3 separate regions of the Mus musculus genome follow, and all the other regions are linked to region 1. The links are chromatin loops, found by intact Hi-C in ENCODE. Cell type or tissue: heart. All regions are shown on one strand.

Region 1 (8,000 bases):
CTGCAAGCAGGTTCTTGGTTCTTCTTATTTATTAAATGGATAGAGCACCTCACCTCCACGCGATTTTATTTGATGAACCATAGCAGCTTTTAATCAGTGAAGACTCAGGGGTTGCATAAAGTTTCGCTCCCCTGCCCTACGTGTGCGTGCGTGCTTGCATATGTGTTTGTGTGTTTCTAGGACGCTAACTTTTCAAAACAAAAATCTTAGTGTTTCACACCGGTATTACTGAGGAAAGATCTTTAAAGTATGCTGCTAAATATTTTTATTTAACTACAATCGTGTAATACACATTGCCAAATTTCTTTGGGTCTTAATACTTGCCCTGGACTTAAGTAGCTATTACATTTAGCTGCGTGGTTTTGTGGATTTAAATTTCACCTAAGTTGCAAATGATGTGACTAAGTTCAGAATTCCTGGGCGACAAGCACCTGTCTCATTAACCTTTGTATGCTCAGGAATCCATTTTATAACAACAAATATTGGTCAGATTTCCAGAGGAAATCAACTATCTTTAGTAGAAAGCAAAAACTTAGTATTAATGAGCACAATCTTGAATATATTTAATAGACTCGCTGAAAAAGTCAGCGTCTTTCTCAGTTAAAGGCATTATCCAGATACACTCATCTACACATATTTTAACTTAATTATATTTCAAACATTGTGGGTTGTATTTTAAAACACCTGACCAACGTTTCAGGATTCTGAGATACCCTGTACACAGGAATTTGTAACATTGCTCATTTCTCACTCAAAGTCTAAATATTTGCTTAAATGTCCATTAATAGGATTTTTAAAATTTGGTTTCATACTTTCATACTTTCTCACCAACTGTCTCTAGTTTTATGAGAATGCTCAAAAGGCTAGATCTTCTAAGACATGACACTTTGACCTATGCAATAAAAGTTAAGGTATAATAAATTACAATGTCTTATTCATATATGATGGTAAACTCAATATATTCCAAAATGACTCACAGGCAGAGAAAGTGTTCACATTCAAGCCTTCCAAATGCCAAGTTCTTTAAGATAGTGTACTTCAAAAAAAAAAAAAAAAAAAAAAAGAAAGTCAGCCCTCCTTGGTTCCTACAGGCAACCTAAAGCTGTGTTTTGCCCAACCACTCCAGTCACACCTTAAACATAGGGAGGCAAGGCTGTAGTGAAAAGTTCTGCCCCCTTTCAAGAAAGGAAAGTGCCAACTTGAGGTTGTTTTCCTTTTCCTCACAACTGGGTCTTGGGAGAATTGAAGGATGAGATCAAAGTGCATTCATATTCATGTGAATCATCACTTTGGATCTGAATAATGCTGGGTTTTACTGTTGTGTTTACACTGAACCCTAGCACTATTGCTTTTGAGGCTGCACTCTTACTGCTGTGCAACTTCTCTGAGACTCAAACACCAAACAGTTAGGACTGATAAGCCATGCCACTTCCATACAGCATGCACAAAGGACTCTCAAAAAAGTGGAGCAAGTGCAATTCTATAGACTCTCGCCATTCACATTTTGACTCCTTTCCAGCCTTCCCAATTAAAAACAAAAATAACAAACAAACAAACAAAACCCTCCTATGCTCAGCAGGTTCACTTCCCAGAGGTTCAGGGTTTCATCTTAATGGGAAGATACAATGACACAACCTTTAACTGTTCAGAAATCAGACACATTAGTGTTATCAGTAATTAGTTCATGGGAGTGATTTTAGCTCTGAACATGATTCATTACAATTTGTTCCCCAGTGTAACTGAAGAACTGAAAAGTCAGTGCAAACTTTAGAAAATGTGCTTACCAGCTGTTTCTATATGTGTCATGACAGTTTTCTTAAAGGATCTTCACTGGGGGTTTCCTCAAACTCATCATTTTTTCCAGAGGAGAAAGAGGCTATCAGAGTCGGTGGGATCTGCTTAGTTTACCAAATGATCATTTCTGATCAAAGAATTCATTTATTAGCATGCCTCCACTTCAGAGAACACATTTTAGCCCATCACAATAGAGTAGCCTTTTCCTGGATATTTGGAGGGATCTTTAATCTAGGCTTAGGAAAATGTATTTTATGCAATTTAATATAGCACATATAGGCTTTCTAAACTTAATGGTGTACACTAGAGCAATCCAAGCTCACTCTGTTATCTTGGTTTGCAATGGTTCTGGGAATACCCTTTCCCAGAAAGAGAACTAATGCTGGCCACTTGGCACTCTTCCTAAGTTTCTGCCCCCATATTTGCATTTTACACATCACTTAAAAAAACAAAACAAAACAAACAAACAAAAAAACCCAATGGTTTTTACAAGTTGCTCTCCACTCTGGACATCAAATGTCCTTGGTATGACCAAGATTTCATCGGCTGCTTCTATTTGGGATGTGTCTATAAAAATACTGAGATTATTTGGAAACTTTCAAGAACTGTAGCTTTGCTTTATAAATAAAACGATAAGCAATTCCACATTGTTTCACCAGGAAAGCAAGGTTTGAAGAATAGAAAGCATTCCCTTGCAATTGTCTTCTTTATGACTACATTTTTTTCCTCATCACTGGGAAAGGTAATCATACTTTCTTCATATGAATGATCTTTTGAGTTGCTTATTTGAGAATAACACAAATGACGTTTATTATTCACTGTAAAGTTAAAAATGGGTTAATAGTGGAATAGAAAGTAATTCAGTTTAGAATATTTGCACTACTTCTGAAACAATAATTAATGACAGTGTATGTTCTTTGTAGGGATGAGATGTGCTATAGGGTCCTCGGATTCACTCTACATTTCAGCGGATTTCACTGACCATTTCTGTTAGAGGAACTAGACCTGCAGAACTGATAAACAAGAGATGCTATTTTTACTTCAAAGGTTTCAGAAACCTCGCAAACCCTTTCTGTACGTTTGCAGTGACTTTCAGGAGTCAGCTCACACAAACAATCAGTTTCTGAAATAATCAGTGTTCATTTTGGCTTGAGACTAGTCTGAGAAAGAACCGCAAAAGTAAAAAAAAAAAAAAAAAAAATTGGAACCTCGCACATGCGCATTGAGGTGCAGCTGCACCGTCACCCTTCTCCTCCTCTCCCCTCCTAAATAAGCTACTGTGTCTGGTCCCTTCCTCTGGGACCCGGTGTACGCCCCGGGTGAACTGAGCTGGCTGCGGGGGACCTCGCAGGGTTCTCACACAGTCCTGGCAAAGGGACCTGGAGCACTTCCCAACCCTGCCCGCCGCTTGGGAGCGTCCCCGGAGGAGACCCGCCCGGCAGGCCCAGCCTAGCGGCCGCGGGGCGTTTCTTGGTTGCTCCCAGGCTGCGGCCTGGCCTCTCGGTTCTGGGCCGAGTCGGCGGAGGCCTCGCCCGCGTCCTGGCCGCGCTCTTCCCAGGCGCACCGCCGGAAAGGTTGGGGGGAGGCGGCGACTCCTGCCGAGACTCCTAGCGACTTGCAAAGGAGGCCTGGCCACCTAACCCAAAGGGAAGGAGAGGCCTCTCTTCGGTCAGCCCCGCAGGCTCCAAGGCCCGAGAGCGGCCGGAGGCCAGAGCGGGGACCGGAGGCCGTGGAGGCAGGCGGGGTACGCGACCAGACGCTTCCGCACTCCGCCCGCGCGCTCCCTCCCTTCCCGGTGCCCCAGGCGCTCCCCGCCCTGCCCCCGCGCGTCCCCGTGACCTCGTGGGCTGTTCTTCCCACTCTGCCCCCATGTCCCCACCCCGCTGCCCTCTCCTGAGCCTGAGGTTCCGAGGATGCTCCTGGGAGCTAGAGAAACTTTGGGCGAGTGAAAACGCAGAGGAGGCCGGGGCCTTGCCCTCAGCCCAGCCGGGCTTGTTGATGCTGGTCACGAACCACGGGCGCGCCCCTCTCTTCGGAGACTCTAGCACACCGGTGGCACTTGATCCACCCGCACCTCGCCCCCAGCACCCACCCCCACCCCCACCCCATCAACCTTGGGTCTAGACCGCATAGCCTCCTCTGGGGGACCTGCACCTGAGCGGTGCGTGGCGTCCGTCCATAGACGCCAGGGTAGTCTGCAGCGAAGCACCTTCCAGGATTGTCTCTTGTGTTTGGTACAACAATAATAAGAGAATTTTAAGCACCGGAGTGCAAATTCCCACGATTTCTAAGAAAAGTCCAACAATAAAATTTGGGAGGCATGGCGGGGGGCGGGGGGGGGTCTTGAGATGGTGGCAGATAATTTTAAATGTAGAGCGTTCACAGTGTTTTCTTTCTAGCCATGCTGGCTTTGGAGCAAGTTTTAATAAAGAAAGCTCTCGTAAGTAGGATGCTTACATGCATATACTGCGCAGCAATAATTTGCTTTGCTCTGCATGTTACAGCATATTACGCTGGTTGACTCCTACATTTAAAACGTAGATTTATTTAGTAATCACCACAATGCTCCTTGGTTTTTCGGGGGTGGGGTGGGAGCAGTGAAGTCATCACTCTGATCATAGCTTTCCTTGGGAGGGAACCAAATGCCTTGGAGCTTAGCATTCACCCAGGCACTTGGGGGTGGGGCGGGTGGGGGAATAGGGAAAGCCATGTGTTGGTGGATCTAGCTCTGCCGGGCTAGTCACTGTCACCTTGACATTGTACTGGCCTGAAAAACACTACTAGACCCTTAAGACATACGAGGTTGACCGTAAAATACTTGAGAAGTAAAGTCAAATACGAATAAAATACAAGTACAGCATACACTGAGAAATGTCAGCCTTCCACTCTCTAGCGAAGTTCCACATCTTTGCTCTGGGAGCAAATTTGCTGGCACAACTGAATGGTGTGCTCACACCTGACTGCAAAAACCTGATACTTACACTTCAACAAGGACTGTCATAATTCAGATAGCCCTAGGTTTGCTTTCTTCATTAAGATCACATCTGAACCCACCTATTTGGCCGCTGTGGAGCACATAGTACTTCTGCCAATTGGAGTGAAGCTACTTCAGTGATTTTGCAGTCGATGTTGGCAAAAGGATCGTTGAAGTTCACAAAATGACAAATGACAGCTACCAATGGAACGCCTTTGAAAAATTGCCAACATGTTTGAATGGAAAAGATTTCATATCTATATAAAGCAGACTCCGTTCTGTTAATAAGTTTTTCCTAGTTTTAAACTGTCTGGATAGTTCGCCAATCCCTACCTTACTCAAACCCTCTCATCTTTGCTCCTCAAACACAAAATTTGGAATGATTATAGACCTGAAATCAATAGTAGGCATACACATGTTGAATTAATATAGACTGAATTACATGGAGAATAAATTATTTTTTCTCCTTCATGCTCTGGAAGACAGGCACATTCTCTCAAGAGCAAAGTGTCTGAAACACAGGGATATTGTTATGTGTTCAGCTTAAAAGGAGAATATCTGCACACTTTAAGTACCTCAACAGGCTTCTGAAATAGAGAACTTTACCTTGTAAAATTCAGTGAGGAACTAGAAAAGAAACGTGTTAAAACTACCTTTTACTCATGAGTAGCATATAGCCCCACAATAGTGGAATTTTCTGGATTCTCAGAGGAAATTTGTAAATAGAAACAGAACAAGATTAAAAAACTGGTTTTGTACTTTTGGGGTTTCAGTGTCATTTTCATAAATAAGTAGGGAATAACTTTGAGATTGTATTACTAGCCTTTCCCAAAAGGAAGCAAAGCCTTCCAAACTTTTCACTAAAACAGGTTTTCAAGTGAATATTTCACTACCAGTCAAATGCATAGTTTTATTTGGCAAGTTCATGAGACACCTTTAAATTCCACTGGTGCTTTAAGAACAATGATCTTAGTTTGATAATACCTTAAATATTCTTTTGAGTAGTTCTTCATTTAAGCATTAGCTTAAAGGTTTATATGTGGTCTTGGAACATTCATGTAACTATGTAAAATAGAGATACATTTTGTCTTAAAGTTAGTACATTGAAAATGGGTCAGAACCAAAGGAATTGAAGGGGATTGCAACCCCAAAAGAAGAACAACAATACCAACCAACCAGTCCCCCAAGAGCTTCCAGGGACTAAGCCATCACCAAAGAGTACACATGGCTCCAGCTGCACACATTGCAGAGGATGGCCTTGTCAGGCATCAGTGGGAGGAGAGGTCCTTAGTCCTATGAAGGCTTGCTGGATGCCCCAGTGTAGGGGAACTGAGGGTGGGGAGGTGGGAGTGGTGGGTGAGTGGAGGAACACCCTCATAGAAGCAGGGGGAGGGAGGATAGGGCAGGGGCTGGGGGGGGGGACCTGGAAAGGGGATAACATTTGAAAAGTAATAACAAAAATATCCAATTAAAAAAAAGAATATGGGTCAGGAAATATAGAATGGCTTTCTTTTCAGTTACAGTAATCTCTTCACTATATGTTATATTTAAATTACCAACAATTCCACTTATGGGTACATTATGATCATTATCTTATATTTCTTCATTGAACTTTAAAGGGCCTTGGGGGGGGACTGATAAAAACAAAGATAACTTCTTTACTCCATCTAGCTTGTTCAGATATGAAATAGGCATCCTATAATGTGTTTCAACAGGATAATAAATTCTACTAATGGGCATTGTTCATGAATACAGACTTTATAGTTTTAAATATTTTTTCTACTTGACTTTTAAAACCTAGCATCCCATATGGAGGTTATTGAATTCCTAACAAGTTTAAAGTAGAAAATAAATAGAACATAGAAAATAAAGAGCAAAGCACTTACTAAAAATGGAGGGTGTAGCAATTTAGGAGTTTGAATTGTCTAAAGACTGAAACTAAGCACCAGGACCTTTAAGTTGTGAGGGGTTTTTTGTTTTGTTTTTGTTTTTGTTTTTGTTTTTTTAAGTCTTCAAAATGCTACAGGGAACTGAAAATAAATTAAGTACACTCCATTAGCAATTTTAATAATTCACTCCGGGTTTCCCTCTATATCTGTACCTGGGAGTCCTGTTGGGGAGAATGTAGAAGACCACTGTGAAACTTACAGAGTTAAGTAAAAGGATGTGTCTCTGACTGCTGACCTGCAGAAGCCAAAGGCTGTCCCAGGGTGTGAAGAGGACTAGACACACTAGTCCCAGCCTTCTAGGACTCCAGGGAATACCAAGGCTTCTTCAGAGAGCTCCTATCAGGAGTTAAAAGTGACTGTAGTAGAAGATTCCAAGTATGAAAACCAGAGATGTGTGTGCGTCCTCTTGGTGATAGCAAAGATTTCCGGTCTGCCACGATTAGGCAGCAGCTGTGGCTAGTTGTCCATTTGACACCTGGTGAAATGGTAGTTTCAGAGAGAGAAATATTTAAAATTGACACCTGTCACTGAAACATTTGGTGCAGAATTTTAAGAGAGGAGCTAGAACTAACGGTAAACTGTAGTGCTTAAATTTGATGAAAAAGAAAGGCTGCGGAGCTCCATTTATGTGAGCTGGTCTTTTCAGATAAAAAGAAATGTCTCTTTTGGAAATGTCACCGAGCAACAAAATAAGGCCCGAATTTAAAAGAAATTATTTTTTAGAAGTCATATTGAAATATAGAGACAGCAAACTTGGTAGTCATTAGAAAAACCTGCAAGATGGATATTTATCATATTATTTTCTTTTCTGCTTTTCCACAGACTCTCTAAGTGTCCTTAATTGTTGTTAATATATCGTAATTCAGTGTATGGACACGATTGCTGTGACTCTCCAGGAATTCGGAAATCAGAAGTGCCAGGTAAGGAAGAGAGGCATTAAGAGCAACACGGAGTAATGTGTTGCCAGTGTTGCTTTGATCCGGGGACACGCCGGGCCAACGCGTCTATCTGCCTGACGCCTGGTCCCCGAGCGCACCCCTTCTCTCCAGCCCCTAGCCCGCTCGCGCTGCAGTCGCGCTGCAGTCGGGAAAACCCTGCCTCGTGGATGGGTCGGCATAGACCAAGTCCTCCCGGGAGACTCTGGCGCCCTGTGCACCGCCTACAGGGAAGTGACAACCGACGGACTGTCTCGAGCAACACTGGAGTCCCAGCTTATCAGGTCGTCCCTCCACCACTCCATCGACCATTGTGATGTCATGCCTGGGACTTAACTGTTGCGACAG
Region 2 (8,000 bases), 85 kb before region 1:
TTACTTATACACCCTATATATTAATCCCTTGTCAAGTACATGTCTTGAAAAGACCATCTCAGCTTATCTTTTAATTTGTATGCTGTCTCCTGTCATATTAAAAGTATTTTTAAAATTTAAATGTGATTCATTTTGTCATTTCCCCTATGGGTTGTGCATTTTAATGCTTTGTTTCAAACATATGTCCCAGGATTGAGTTGTAGCTCAGTGGTAGTGCATTTGCTCAGCATGCACAGGCCCCTGAGTTAGACCCCCAGTGTGACAAAAGGAAGGAAGGAAGGAAGGAAGGAAAGAAGGAAAGAAGGAAAGAAGGAAAGAAGGAAAGAAGGAAAGAAGGAAAGAAGGAAAGAAGGAAAGAAGGAAAGAATTCCCTAAGCCATGCTTATGAAGAAATTCTATGTTTATAATCAATATTCTAAAAAATTCTTATTTATATCCTTGTGTTTCTGTGTTGGTATCTGCACATGTGTGCAGAAGCCAGAGAGGGCATCAGATCCCCTGGGGTTGGGTCACAGGTGGATGGGGGTGCTGGGAAGGGTCCTTGGGAATAGCAACCAGCACTCCTAACTATCTCTCCAGCTGCATAATCAACATTTTAATAAAGTTTTCTTTTTCTCCAGTTGGTATTTAATGTATCTGAAATTTAACTTGTATGTAATGGAAGAAATAAAATTTTTAGTGAGTGTTTTTAAATGAGAATAAATGAGGAAGACTAAATATTGCTTGTAATCTGTAAATGCTGATTTAAACTACCCTTGTCTGCATACTACCTTGAATACATTTAATACTCAGAAAACATGTTCTGGCCACTTTTTTTTCAGCAATGTGGATTGCTTAGACTATGTACAAAGTTGGCCTTTTAAAGTCATATAAGTTGTGCTTAATTTTTACTGCTTTGAGCAGGAAACAATATCTTAATAGGATTAACTTTATTTAAGTACTGAATTATTCCAATTAAGTTGGAAAACAAAAATGACTTCTCCAATGATGCCCATTTTTAGAAAGCTCATCTGGGAACTCTCTGTACTCCTAGGCAAGTGCATTTACCATTTACCAGAAGAAATGCATACAAGACATTTTAATCTACTTTCAATGATTCTGGAAGTCAGGTTCTCAAATCAAAAGAATGTTTGCTGCCAGCTTTCACATCTATGATTTGAAGTTACCACTCTAAGTTTAGCAAGGCCTGGCTGTATTGCTAAGTCTCATGCCAAGACCTGTGAGCTTTCTCCCCTTTTGTAAATAGCCTGAAAAGAAGTACTTAAAACCTGATTTTAATTGAAGGCAATCAATATAAACCAAGGAAACTGTTTTGTTTTAAATGAGACACCCTGTAAGTTCTGCTCAGAACAATTCCCCTTGGTTTTTTTTTTTTTTCTTAAGAGTCTCAGAAATTTAATCTTTCAAATATTTCCAGGAATTCCAAAATCTATCACACAAAGGAGGAACACCTTCGTTTTGTTCTGGAGTGAGGGGGACAGAATAGAATGTTCTTGAAAATGTGAATCTAGAAGGTTAAAACATAGTTGGAAAGGTGAATTATTTTATTTTCAGTTTCTATATATAGACCAACTTCCCCCATTATGACTGAAAGAAATGTCTCAGACAGCAAATGATGTCATTGCCTCCGTTGACTTGAAATGCTTCTATCATCTGCTTGAAAAAAAACAAAGAATCCAACCCAGCTACCTCACAGAGAAACGCCTCCTCAATGAGACTTTTCAGGAAGACACTTGTCGCTAGTCCCGCAGCCAAGAGACTTCAAAATCACACTGCTTCTCAGAGAACTCCCCACGGACCACCATTTAGGAATAATTTTAATTCAAAATCAGCATTCTTGAGTTCAGATAAGTGGGGGGAGGGAGAAGGAGAGGGAGAGGGAGAGAGAAAAGGCGATAAGTATAAAAAGTGAATAATTTAAAAGAAACACCTAACCACCTTACTGCTTGGGAGTCCCCGTGTTTAACGGGAAAAAAAACACGAATTAATATCTCTGTCTTCTTTGCCGGTCTCTCTACAACTCATCTCTGGAAGTCTGTCCAGAAAGACGATTCTGATTCCTAGTCTATTGAAATACAGTGCAAAACTCCCAGTTGCAATAAAAGAAAAGAAAGCACGGGAGGAAGCCAACTAGCTAACCAAAACCAGAAAACAAGAAAGAGAAGGAAGGAGGGAGGGAAAGAGACAGAGAGACAGGGACGGGTCAGACAGAGACACAGACAAAGAGAGAGGAGACAGAGAGGGAGAGAGAGAGAGAGAGAGAGAGAGAGAGAGAGAGAGAGAGAGAGAGAGAGAGAGAGAGAGAGAGAGAGAGCGCTAATCTCCTTGCAGCAGGAGACAACAGCACCCCACCCCAAGAAGTCCCCCTCCGCTGCTGGGGAGCACTGGGCACACAGTGGCTTCTGAGGTCACCAGCTTGCCACCCTGGCCCTTGGCAGCCTAGGCTCGCACCTGGACGCCCTCTCTAGCCCACACTCAACAGGAGAGAGGGAGGAAGGGAGGGAGAGAGAAAGAGAGAGAGCGAGAGAGAGCAAACGACAGACAGAAAGACAGACAGACAGAAAAGAGAATGGCCCACCTGTGAGCCCAGCAGGCAAGAAACGCGCCGGCCACAGACTCAAAATGGAGAAAGAGGAACCGAGAGGGACAGGAAGGAGGGAGACACGGGAAGGGACAGTAGGATAAAAACTGTTCAGGGTCCGCGGGTTAGAGGATGCCAGATGGAGAACCCAGGAGTGGAAAGCCAGAGCACCAGGAAGAGCGAGGAGGCCGAGGCAGTGCTCCAGCCAGGCTGCTCCGGTGTCCAGGCTCCATTTCCAACAGCGCCATATTCGTGCAGCCCTTTGTCGTGGTTGATTTTTCTCCGGCGGCTGGGGACCTGTGCCAGTGGGTTTCTGCCGCTTGGGCAGAGGGCTTGGCGGCAGGACAGGATGCAGGGCTCAGTTGGGGGACCTTCGTGGCCATCTATATACCTTGAGGGGCTTCAGTGTGCAGGGCCCAGCTGGGAACCATCGTGCCTGCCTTACAGGGCTTCAGGGTACAGAGCACAGGGGGGAGCCTCAGGCCTGTCTTCCTGGTAGGGCTGTAGGGTGCAGGCTCCAGCTGGGAACCCCAGTGCCTGGTTTTGCCCTTGCAGGGCTGCAGGGGACAGGACCTAGCTGGAGGCCCTTCTTATACGTGCCTCGCAGGGCTGCAGGGTTAGCTGGGGGACCTTACTGCCCTTCAGGGCTGAGGGGTGAGGAACCCGGTTGCAAGTGGCCCTCGGGCGCTGCACCCCTCGGAGTTCATGTCCTTGACGTTGGAACGGTGAGTGGCAGACGCTAGTGCAGGAAGGAGGCGTTACTAGATTGATCAAAGAAAGAAAAAGAGGAAGGACGCCCTTAAAGAGAAGGGTGCTAGCTGAAAATAGCGGAGCACAGTGCCCCAAGATCCGAGCCTTTCTGGAAGGGATTTCGGGCCTCCCGCCCCCCTCCTCATCCCACCTGGGGGCGGGCGGTCAGCCACCTCCTCCTGCGCACAGCCACCAAGTCTCTACCCTGGTTGCTCTCCGCCTAGACCTCTTACAGGGTCGACTGTCGGGCTGACCGCCCGGACCTCCAGGTCCGCGGGTCGCTCCATCCCACCCCTACGTCCGAGGTATCAAAGCTCCCCCGGTAGATCTTGGGGTAACTGGAGGCACCCCCAGATAGAAGCCGCGTCCGCCACTCGTCCCGCCCTATGTCGCTCTGACATAGTGTCACCCTGAACCTCACGCACGTCTTTTTCACAATTCTCCCCTTTTCATGACGAGGGTTGTCCTTTCCTCCAAATCCCATCCTCGCCGGAGCTAAGGAAGGCCCTGGGTGCCTGGTGTCCCCTCCCTTTCCCAAGGACTCGGGGAGCTAGCGGGCCCCGACACTCCAAGCCGGAGTACCCTGAGGCCAGAGCCCCGCACTTGCCCGGAGCTATGTTGTGGACCAGGCCGGAGCCTCTGGCTTCGTCCCCTCCAGGTGAGAAGGACTCAGGCTGGAAGGAAGGAGGCGACCGCTCCCTCAGGACCAAAGCAAAAAACAGCTAGCCACTCGCGATCGCCGCCGGCGTGACCGATACCCACATCGCCCGGCGGCGGTTCCGTGGGCTCTGTTCTGACTTTATGCCTGGAAGAAGTTTTCTTCCAGGCATAAAGTTGGTTGGTTGTCCTCCTTTCCAACAGAGAGCACTGCCTGTCGTCTCCCTTCCCGAGGCCACTGGTACCTGTCATTACCCCCACCCCCCACCCCCAGGTGCTTGTCTTCCATCCCGCGGTAATTTGAAACCGGAAGACAAACGCACCCTAAAATTGGCACCTCCAAGTCCGGGCTGCGCACACTAGCTCCCTCAAACCGGTATCATAGCGGTTACTTTTATCTCTGCACTCTTAACCGGATTTTGACTTTTGAAACTTTTCTGTTACATTGAATAGTTCTTCTTTCACAGATCTATGTTCCTACTTTCATAGAGTTTAGGTTTTCAGAAAAAGATTTCTTTCCCAGGCAGAAAATACAGATTTATTTATTTCTTCCTTCCCTTTCCTTCCCTTTCCTTCCCTTCCCTTCCCTTCCCTTCCCTTCCCTTCCCTTCCCTTCCCTTCCCTTCCCTTTTCTTTCTTTCTTTCTTTCTTTCTTTCTTTCTTTCTTTCTTTCTTTCTTTCTTTCTTTCAAGAAATTCTGTTTGAAAAGTTGCATTATAATGCAAGCTGCAAATTTCTAGAGGCGGGAAGAGAAGGGAGTGGCTCAAGTCCCCACGGTGAGGACCAGTTGGTTTCAGGAGATTCCTTCCCTGTGTTTTTGTAAATTCCTAAAACCAAATTTCAAAATGAAATAACCTTGTGCTGACTTGGAGATAGTCCACAGAACTCAGAACTGAAAACCTCGGCAACCTGAAAGGCCTGCTTAGAAAGCAGTCTAGCTTCTGTTGCTGAGAAAGGGTCTCTCTCTCTCTCTCTTTTTTTAAGGCTGTAAGAGTTTTTAAATTAAATAATTCATCACTGTGTAGATGTTTATAGCTTGACAATAGCCAACACTTTAGACTCCTGGTTTGTGCTCTTGTTTTTGACTTCTTGGAAGTTCTTACGCAATCTTTAGTGCTTCCTTCTTTATAGAAGCCTTTCCTGACTTCACAGTTCTATTTAGTCAGGAGTTTTGTAAAAATCAAATTTCTAAAGCCACCTAGAAAAGAGTGCTTTAGGGAGTATAAATATGGGATTGATGCTTAAGATAAGTTGCTCTCTCCCCTCTCCGGATAACCTCCCTCTAAAGTGAAAGCTGGAAGTTGTAGTTTTGATTGATAATCTAGCCACTCTTGAATCCAGCCACTAAGTCTAACAGATTAGATTCTGAGGCCTACTTTTTCTTTAAAACCATTGCAAAATATTTATTAAATTATTATGAGAAAGGAGGGTTTCTTGTCAGGAGGCAGGTACTGATGAACGTTCAATATAAAACAAATCACCACATGTATGCATGCTATTTCTAACACTTAATGCGTTAAGGATTGCTGACTAATACAGAAGAAAGTATCTTTATTTGATAGATTTATCATGTAAAAGAAAATGCATGATCTCTGTCCCAGAATTCAGTGAAGCAGAATTTTAAATAGATCCCTTACATCTTTTCAAAATCCATCTAGACAACTAGGTATTGCCATCAGGACAATTTTTGAGCAAGGTAATCTTTAGGAATGCAAAAACATAGATTCACAAATGCCCAGCATGTGACAGTCAATTTCTCATAATACATTCTTTACAAACAGCTGTGGGTTTTTTGTTTTTTTTTTTTTTTTGGTTTGTTTGTTTGTTATCTGTTGGTCTATATGTCTTTCAAAAGCTTCATGTTACAATGTTACCTACATGGAAGACATTTATTTACAATTAACTGCTTTGTTAATGTTGCAAGTCATAACTGCTTTGACCATTGATGCATGTAATACTGAGTGTGTACTTTCAATGCTCCTTACTTACATCCTGTAGACTTCAAACTTCAAGTATCTATACTCTTTGAAGTAACATTTCCTTAAGTGGCAGATGCTCATGGATCAGCACACAGAATAATTCAGGCATTTCATGTAACAAAGTCTTACTGAGATAACTTTGTTCTCCGCAGACTCTCCCAGTCTACTGTTTTATTAGATCTCCTGGTTGTGTCTGCTTCACAGCAAGGACTATCAAACAGTTTAAATGAATTGAGATATTCTCATCTCCCTTCCTCACATTCCATGCTGATTCTTGCTTTTATGAGAAATTGATACTATTGATGAATGTTAAGTTTTACAACTAAAACCATACAAGCACTGATATTCACTTATTAAATATATAGAATTTTTGAGGTCTAGTAGCATCTGAGCACTGAATATCCTCAAAATATTTTCTGTTCTGTAAGAAACTAGTCATTGTAACTCTTTATGTTGCCTGGCAATTTAGAAATAGTAATCTTTTAATGTTTGTCAGGCATGGTTCTTGCTTTAGGCGAGCTAAATAGGAGACAAAATATTCTAAGGGGAAAACTCTATTCAGCAGAGGTGGTGAGGAGGGAGAAGGAGGCATTGAAGTGATAATGTTTATTGTCTACATGTTTGCTTGCAAGGAATTTTTGTTTGTTTTCACATAAAACTGTGATATGTTTAATTCAATGCTTCAACAACAATAAGGTAGTTTAAAGACCTAAACATTTTTTAAAGCAAAAGATTAATAGTCAGCTAAAATGTTAGTTTCTCATGTTATAAAAATAATTACCCATAAGCCATTACCCATAAGCCATTGATCTTATGCTATATGAGTGAAAAGTTTACAGAGAATTACAGGGCAATATCCTGGTCATGTTGCTGAATGGCAAAGTTTTCAGACCATAAATGTTCTGTTTGTAAAAGCCAGGGAATTTTTACAGTGGTTTCCATACATTGTCCTGTGTTATTTTAAATTCTCTTCATTAAAGCACAAAACTTCTGATCTGACTTCTTTTTAAGCACATACAATAGCTGTCTTTGCCTGTTGTGAATAAGAAGTTACTGAATCCAAACACAATGATAGCTCAGCTTCCTATGTCAATTTTGTGCTCTGTTAGAAGATGTGTAGCAGTTAGCTCATTGGCCCAGCATATCGAAGTCTCCTCACATAGCAGACGATGAGCTGTTTTCAACTGCTGTTCTAAAATCCTAGCCTCCAGAAACAAGGAACAAATGTGGTGTTTGCACTGAACACAGACAGGAGGAGCTCCAATTGTCTTCTAAGTAGATTTTGCTTACTTTTATAATTTCTTCTCTAATGAGGGATTAATGATTACCTACTTTAAAAACTGAACAACCTGGTTAAACACACACACAGTTACAGAAGTCCTAACCATCCTTATGAATGATATGATATAAAATGAACCCCTTGAAATGGCATCTTAAAACTGTGATTCGGACTCTTATTTAGAATACTGAACACCAAGTACTACAGTTTTGTCTTGCCTTTTACCATGCCAATTCTTACAGAGATACAGAAATATGCAAAATGAAACACAAAATATGCAAAATTATATACAGATACTTTTTAAATCTTGAGAGGGAGTTAGATAAGAGAAAAGAAAATTCTAGAAGCCTAGCAATTGTGCCTTCTTCACAAGTGGGATCAGTAATTTTAAGGGCAGTTGGCTACAATAATTGTGTGATTTGAAAGTGTGAACCTAGGTGAGATTCAGACATTCAGGAGAAAGCTCATTCACTGTTATTGTTTATATCATTGGCTGTCACAGTAAATGTGGGCAGAAAGAGGGTAGAACACGTGCAGGCACGGAGTCCTTAGCATGAGTGGGAAAGGAGAGAGAGAGAAGCGATGGGGAGCCACAGACAAGGGACTGAATTGTTGAGTAAGGGAGGCAATCAAATTTGTTTACCATTTTGCATGGTCAAAATCAACTCACCAGATAACGCCTTGTGAAAAATTAACACTTAAATGATCTATAATCAGCCCATTTGGTTCAGTTTCTTCTTCTTTTTTTTTTTTT
Region 3 (8,000 bases), 110 kb before region 1:
GGACTACACAGAGCAACCTTGCCTATAAATAAATAAATAAATAAATAAATAAATAAATAAATAAATAGGAAAATAGCTAACTTAAACAGAACAGGGAGGGAGACAAAAGAGATTGAAGACAGGATGCATACCACTTCACATGACTAGCAGAGACCTAAGAAACCATTCTATCCAAGCCTAGCTTAGTGGGCCAGTGAGCTTCATTGATGTCACTTCCAGGTCATCCTCAGAGGTATGCTGGCAGAAAGCAGGAGAGCAGAGTGGCTGAGTCTTAGGACAGAGGGTCAGATGAGCTCCCTACCATTGCCATCCCGACTAGGAGGGAAAATTAATAGATCATATCTGCATGATCAAAGTTGCTCTGGTTTCAAGACTCCAACGCCTGCATTGTGTCCTGGACAGTGTTCAAGGACAAGGCTGTGCTAGCGTGAAAACGATGAAACCCACTTTTAAAGCACAGGAAATTCGCTGTCCTGGTTGCTTTCCCAGTCATTGTGTAAAGACAGAGTTGAGAGCATCATTTCTCTATTAAAGTGTTTTCTTATTCATTCCTTATGTACTCCAAACTTTGATATAAGAGACAGCGGAAGAGCAAGAATGTGTTGTCTTACATTCTGCTATCCTTTGGGTATCTTCCTATTGAACTTTTTGGAGTCCTGAAGCCACTTTAGAAAGAAAGAAGGAAGGAATAGAGAAAGAGAGAAACAAAGAAAGCAAGAAAGTAAGAAAGCAAGAAAACAAGCAAGCAAGAAAGAAAGAAATTAGAAGAAAAAGAAAGATAGAAATAAAGAAAGAAAAAAAGAGGAAGGAAAGAGAGAAATAAGGAAGAAAGAAAGAAAGAAAGAAAGAAAGAAAGAAAGAAAGAAAGAAGGAAGGAAGGAAGGGAAGGTGAGAAGAGAGGAGAGGAGAGGAGAGGAGAGGAGAGGAGAGGAGAGGAGAGGAGAGGAGAGGAGAGGAGAGGAGAGAAGAGAAGAGAAGAGAAGAGAAGAGAAGAGAAGAGAAGAGAAGAGAAGAGAAGAGAAGAGAAGAGAAGAGAGGGAAGGAGGGAGGAAGGGAGGGAGAGCACAGGAGAAGAAAATAAACAAATCAGTACCCCAGAGCTCGTGTCTCTAGCTGCATATGTATCCTAGTCGGCCATCATTGGGAAGAGAGGCCTCTTGGTCTTGCAAACTTTATGTGCACCAGTACAGGGGAACACCAGGGCCAAGAAGTGGGAGTGGGTGGGTAGGGGAGCAGGGCAGGGGGAAGGGTATAGGGGACTTTCAGGATAGCATTTGAAATGTAAATGAAGAAAATATCCAATAATAAAAAAAAAAGAAAGTAAACAAATAGGTTACATCTTTAGAGAGACAAAGCCCTGGAATGAGATGATCGCAGGACAAAGGCAACTGAAAGGGACACTGAGATGCTGAATGGTCCAGTCTCAGCAGCATCTGAGAGATCCCACAAAGGAGAGGTAACAATTGTTGCTTAGATGAGTCTGGCCAACCCGTGGAGCTGCAGACATAATGAAAGTTCTTTTTAAGCCTCTGGTTTTATAGTGTTTTCTTCTGCAACTAGAGACCATTAGAAACAGAACTTGGAACCGGAGAATGAAAACTGTGACATTTGTCTTAGACTCAGGAGATGGGCTAAAATGAAAATCCTTACAGAGATCATAGCAGGCTCTTGAAAGGCAGAGATGAAGTTGCTCTCAGAGGCTGAAGGAAGGGTGGGGGGCAGTGCTAGTGTATACATGGTGTGAACACACACAGATGACTATGGGGAAAGCTGTTATCTGTAGGACCTTTAGGAAACAGAGATGATTCTAGTGTCCCTCCGAGGTCTGGAGAGGCTGTTTATCGGCAGAGTGTTGAAAGCATCAAGTGGTTTTACTTTTAGCTGCCTATGAAAAACTACATAAGGAGTAAAATAAGGACTCCCCACCCTCACCCCCAAATATGTAGAATCTAGAGAAATTTAAAGGACCAAGGACTCATTGAGTTAGAAGCAATGTTATTTCTCTTGCCTCCGCCATGGAAGGCAGAAGCCACGGAAGATAGATCTCATTTGGTTATGAACATGTTTCAGCATGAAGTCCAGATCCAGGGTGGGACCATCAAAAACTCAGTAACAATCACAGAGCCTCTCAGATAAACAGAAATCTCTCTGCCTCTCAGGTATGTATGTGCCTTATACCACTCCTCATAAAACAGAAAACTGTTTCCAAGAATCAGAAACTGGGCTGGAGAGATCACTAGGTAGACCTCCATTCAGGTCCCTCCAGAATCCACTCAAAGCCAGACACTGTAGGACATACCTGTAATCCTGTCATAGTGTGAATCTACAGTCCCCGTGTTCCTAAAGAGAAATGGGACAAGAAGACAAAAGAAGCTTTCTGTCACATATCCCAAGACTCCTCTTAGCCATGACAGTTTCCCAGATTCTCCTTGTCATTGAGGAATGTGACAATCTGAGTAGTACTGGTTAAATATCTTGTACGATGGACTTCTTCTGGACTTTGCCTGGTTTTTCATTGAGAAAAGAGCAGGGTTGTTTATGGGTACAGGGAACGACAGCTGTGAACAATGAAATTAAGGATGCTGTCTATCACCGAGACATTGCCCATGATCCTCTGATAAATCTAGGTTGCATTAGTGTCTACATTAGTCAGGGTTTTCTAGAGCCATGGAAATGGTAGAATAAATATATATAAAGGCAGTTTACTAGAAGGGCTTACAGGCTGTGGTCCACCTAGTCTAACAATGGCTGTCTCCCAGTGGAAAGTCCAAGAATCCAGTAGTCCAGTCCGTGAGGTTAGATGTCTCAGCACATGTTGAAATCTCAAAGAAGTAGGCTGTAATGTCAGTGAAGGAATGAACTTGCCAGTAAGGGCAAGCCTGCAAATCGTGTGCCCATGATATAGCCTGCCACAAGGAACTGTGGCCCAGACCCAAGGTGGATCTTCCCACCTCAGAAGATCTGGATTTAAGATGGGTCTTTTCACTTCAAATGATTTAATTAAGAAAATCCCTCATGGGAGTACTCACGTTTTAAAATTAATTTAGTGATGCATTTTATGTATGTGGATGTTTTGTCTGCATGTATGCCCACCAGAGTAGAGCATTAGATGTCATGTGAGTACAGTTAGACATGGTTGTGAGTTGCCACGCATATGCTAGGAATTGCTCTGGAAGAACAGTCAGTTCTTAACTGATGAGCCCCAAACTTGGGTTGAGTTAACTCCAGCTTGTAATCAAGTTGACAACCAAGAATGGTCAACACGGGTCCCCAATGAAGGAGCTAGAGAAAGTACCCAAGGAGCTGAAGGGGTTTGCAGCCCCCTATGAGGAACAGCAATATGAACTAACCAGTAACTCCAGAGCTCCCTGGGACTAAACCACCAACCAAAGAGTACACACAGAGGGACTCATGGCTCTAGCTGCATATGTAGCAGAGGATGGCCTAGTCGGCAATCAATGGAGGGAGAGGCCCTTGGTCCTGTGAAGGTTCTATGCCTCAGTACAGGGGAATGCCAGGGCCAGGAAGCAGGAGTGGGTGGGTTGGCAGGGAGGCAGGGGGAGGGGAGGGGATTTTTTTGAGGGGAAACTAGGAAAGGGGATAACATTTGAATTGTAAATAAAGAAAATATCTAATAAAAAAATCTAAAAAAAAAAAAAAGAATGGTCAACACAGTGCTGACTCCGAGGGCCCCTTCATCTATAAACACACACACACACACACACAAAGGTTTGCAAAAACAATTCATCCGTAAACATGTCTGCCGTTTTTCCAGAATGTTTCTTGTGTTTCCCATCTGTATGCAATGGTCCCAAGAAAGGCGGTGTGCTCAGCCCTCACCCACACAATTCGATCATCTACTTCTGTTAGAGGGGAACTTTGTTCTCAAAGTTCAGGTCCCCCCCCCCCCTCTTTATTTCCTGGCCTCAAAACCACCCCCGCAACAAGACGAGGATCCTTAGAAACTTCGGATCAAACTGAAAACTACCGCTTACGAGAGGTGACCCAGAGCACATCTCACAAAACCGTCTGGATGAGAGTTTATGTGGGTGATTCCCGAACACCAGCCTTGGGGACAGAGTCCCTGAACGCCAGGATTCATGGCCTGACTCTAGCCCTTTGGCTTTTCCTGCGTATTTTGCCTGGCCTGTTCCAATCTTCAGTCTTGCCCCCTTCCGATTAAATGCCAACAAGCTGCTCCTGAACCTAGAGACCCCAGTTCATGTGAAGATTCCACATCCCCACACGAATTTCATTTTGAATCAAATCGAGCAATACGGCGAACACATAACACATAATCTAATAATGTCCTATTACATTCTACAAAGTTTCTAAACTCCCTGCATGACATGGGGAGCAAGATATTAATGAAACTTCATGTAAAAAAAATTAAAATATCTATTTTGGTTTTACATTAAGTAATCAAGTCACGACTTTGGAGGTGGGCAGTGTGACAGTGGAACATGCATGGGCTTTGTGCCTGAGCTGAGTTCAAAGCTAACAGTGACATCAGGCACGAGGCTCTGCTGTACTGAGCTCTTCTCTGCAGCCTCAGTGACACTGACCGAGGACTGATTGCGACAATGCCTGGCAAGTAGGTGGCACTCAACAGCCACCAGACTTTGCTAATGCTACCGTTTGGGCATGCCCCTGGCAGTCATGCCTTGGAAACTTAAGCGCTATGGGAACTTGAGTCTTATGGGAATATTTGGAGATGGAACCCTTGGGAGGTAATGAGAACCACAAGTCAGGAGGGTGACTTCCCTTCCCCCTCCCAGGAGGACACTGGTGGCTTTGTAAGCCAAAGAAGAGAGATCTGAGCGGTCCAGCTTGCCCTCCCTTAGCATGCGATGCTTCTTGCATTTCTGCAGAGTTCCCACTAGAATACCCCTGACAGGCTGTAGCCCTGTCTGCCTATCCTTCACAAGTGTAAGCTAATCTTTATTTTTTGTAAATTACACAGCCTAGAGAATTTAGTTGCAGCATCATAAACTGATAAGAATAAACATACAGGGTCTGGAGAGATGACTCAGCAGTTAAGAGCACCGGCTGTTCTTCCGGAAGACCTGGGTTCAATTCCCTGCACCCACAAGACAGTTCACCACTGTCTGCAACTCTAGTTCTAAGATAGCTGGCACACTCACAATGACATATATGCAGGCAAAGCACCAATCCACATAGAATAAATTGTCTTTTAAAAGTATAAATTAATATTGCATACTTATACACATACGCAAAAAGAATTAGTATGTAAACCCAGAACAAATAGAGAATATGTATGTATGCGCATGTATATGCAGAAATAAAAATTTAAAGAATGAATCTCCCAATTAAAATATTGTTAATCCTACTCAAAGTTACTGGTTCCTTTTTCTTCCTTGTTTTAAATAGACAGGTGACCTCAAACTCTTGGGTTAGGGTTATTCCATTGCTTCAGCTTCTCAAGAAACCTGTGCTGTAGACAAGTACCTACTGATAGCTGATACACCAATCTTTACTTTTTTCTTAAAACTGGCTTTAGATTCCTATAATCTGTACTCAAGACTGAATTATTATGATGTAACTATGGTTATTTTCCTAAAGTATCTATTGGGGGGGGGCACTTTGTGCACTCGTAATGTGTGAGCAAAATATGAAAGTAACTTTCCCTTTAATTTTTCTTGCTTTAAGTTCTTTCGTTTTTTTTAGAAATTTAGTTATGAGACCGTATAATAGGTTTTCTTTTCAGGTTTATTCCATTTTCTATAAATATCTAAGACTTTAGAGCGGAAAAACCAAAAGGGCTGAAGCTGGGCTTCATTGTAACAAATTTGATTTCTGAAAGATAGCTTAGAATAGATGCGGAACGTTAGACTTCAGTTTGTTTGAATTTGACAGTGGAAGTATACAGGGTAGAAAAAGCCGCAGACAAGCTTTGTTTAAAAGAGAAAAAGGAAAGGCGTCCCTGGGTGGGCTCGAACCACCAACCTTTCGGTTAACAGCCGAACGCGCTAACCGATTGCGCCACAGAGACTTTGGCGCTCCTAGCTGCTCCAGGCAAGGCTCTTATGAAGAATAATAAAGGTTCTGTGACACATTTTTTTCCTACTGCCTGACTCCTATTTGAAGCAGAAATGTTACTAAAGGTTCTTAATCCTTTCGAGTTCCCCCTCTACTTCTGAAGCATATTGGAAAATTATGCCTCAAGATGGAGGAGAATTACAGGTCACTGCGTGGATTAAAACACTGTGGCTCTCCCCTCCTCCCAACCCCAGCTTGGAAGGTTCTGTTGCAGTAAGATGACAGCTTCTAATTAATTACCTTTTGTAAGGACTTGTAATGGTCAGCTTGCAGGCTGAGTTTTCCTTTGTTTCTGTTTTTGCGGTTTTCCCGCTGACCTTACGTTACTTACTAAGCCTCTTCGAGGCCGTCTGACTGTATGCGTGCCTTTTGCTTTTTAGATTCAGGTTTTACTAAAACACGTATTCAAACCCTGTTTGCGTTGCGACTTTACTCAGTGCGATTGTCCCAGTAACATTTCGTTACGACGTGTCCTGCGAGGCTTGCGGCCAATTGCTGAATGGGTCCTTGATTCTCTCTGCTGAGACCTCTTCACCTGCGTGTAAGCCTCGCCATTGAACTCTCCTCGCTGGCTTTTTGAAAAAAAGAAATTACAGAACTAAAAAAAAGATAGGACTTATGATTAACTGGGCACATTTTATTTAGCTCAGAATCACGGCTTGCAAGCATACTCTGTCCCTGGAAATATTCCGCAGGAAAATCTTTCCCTTTTGTGAAAGTTTACTTGGTGCCTTTTCAATACTGTTCAGAATCGTAATTTTGCTCCCACTGTTCCCGCTTCCAAGAAATTATAGTTTCCCCTGAAGAACTTGATATTTCCGGTTTTGTCACAAATTACTCTGGCCTCAAGCCTTCGGGGAGAAAAAAAAAAAAAAAACCGGTCGATATCGGGACTTAAGTTGTGAACGAAGTGCTTGGGTTCAACCAACATTTCGAGCCCGCCAATTGCGTGATGACAACTTAAATTGGCTTTAGAGCCATTCAACAGCGAAGTAGCCTGAAATGTTAAACAGCTGGGAACTCACGCCCAACTGGACCTCTCAGCTTTCAACGCACTTTTAAATGTGCACATGAAAAAAGAAAAAATCCTGAATTTGAAACAAACTAGGAACCTTCCGGAGCATACTGACGACATATATAACTGCATGGTGTTGACTTCAAACCTTATTTTAAAAATAGCTATTCATCTATGCTAAAGTCGTGAAAATGCTGGCTCTTTCTCTTCAAACTCAAAGTGAGGGTTTTTCCTCTGCTATTGTCCTCCGGACTATTTAGTTAGAACAGATTGCAACCTTGGACTTCACAACCCCTTCATTAAATATTTACTCTCCTGCTGAGAATATTAACAGGGATCCTGTTCATATCTACATCTTTCTTGCCCATTTCTCTTCCTGGCTCAAACATCACAGCACTAACATTTTCACTTCTAAAAAGAGACAGGAGCCATCCAAGAGAAAAACTAATGGGGGGGGGGGCGGGGGGGAAATGTCCGTGTTGAGAATTGCTGTGCTTTTGAAAACTGCCTTCCAGCCTCTTGTTAACATTTTAAATAATGGTTAGTTCAGTTTAGTTTTTGTGTATCACCACATTTGAAAATACTTTAAAAGAGAGTGTATATATATATATATATATATATATATATATATACACACACATATATATATATATGTATGTATATATATATATAATTAAAAAAAATACTGAATGGAACCACGACATCTTACCTTAATCTGTTAACATCTCTGCTGTGTAAAAGATGCCTACTTAACTAAGATGCTAAAAGGACAGCATAAGCTGCCACCTGAATGTTTGTGATCTTAGGCCTTAATATTTACGTACAACTTTGAAGGTACAACTAAATCTATTAAATTAATTTTAGAAACATTTTCCCCTTAAATTTTAGGGCAACCTAAGAAAAGCAATTCTCATTGTTGTATTAG

Evidence for each region. A loop is a pair of places that touch in the nucleus more often than their neighbours do. Peaks named below come from ENCODE experiments on the same cell type or tissue, not always from the same donor. Only the 100,000 strongest peaks of a DNase experiment are listed, where the experiment ranks them.
Region 2: it touches region 1 in a loop (2.0-fold over the local background); 6 of 42 quality-filtered maps call a loop at or near these places.
Region 3: a loop joins it to region 1, with 2.7 times the contacts of the local background. A loop is called at or near these places in 7 of 42 quality-filtered maps.

Annotation. Positions count from the first base shown.
Region 1 is chr2:18,690,960-18,698,959 of GRCm38, forward strand. It overlaps a transcript of Spag6 not described here. Among named protein-coding and RNA genes, the nearest start is that of Spag6, 4.1 kb to the right of the region's middle. In heart, a CTCF peak has its summit at 3,240; a DNase peak (open chromatin) is centred at 3,172; H3K4me3 peaks cover 2,040 bases; H3K27ac peaks cover 982 bases; H3K27me3 peaks cover 3,541 bases.
Region 2 is chr2:18,605,656-18,613,655 of GRCm38, forward strand. No RefSeq gene overlaps it. Among named protein-coding and RNA genes, the nearest start is that of n-TNgtt9, 23 kb to the left of the region's middle. In heart, no CTCF peak of the experiment used is centred here; DNase peaks (open chromatin) are centred at 3,126 and 3,316; H3K4me3 peaks cover 2,706 bases; H3K27ac peaks cover 1,229 bases; H3K27me3 peaks cover 3,002 bases.
Region 3 is chr2:18,581,105-18,589,104 of GRCm38, forward strand. n-TNgtt9 (a tRNA gene) reads right to left here and starts at 6,013; the gene lies at 5,940-6,013. In heart, a CTCF peak has its summit at 4,598; DNase peaks (open chromatin) are centred at 6,027 and 6,447; H3K4me3 peaks cover 1,957 bases; H3K27ac peaks cover 812 bases; H3K27me3 peaks cover 1,685 bases.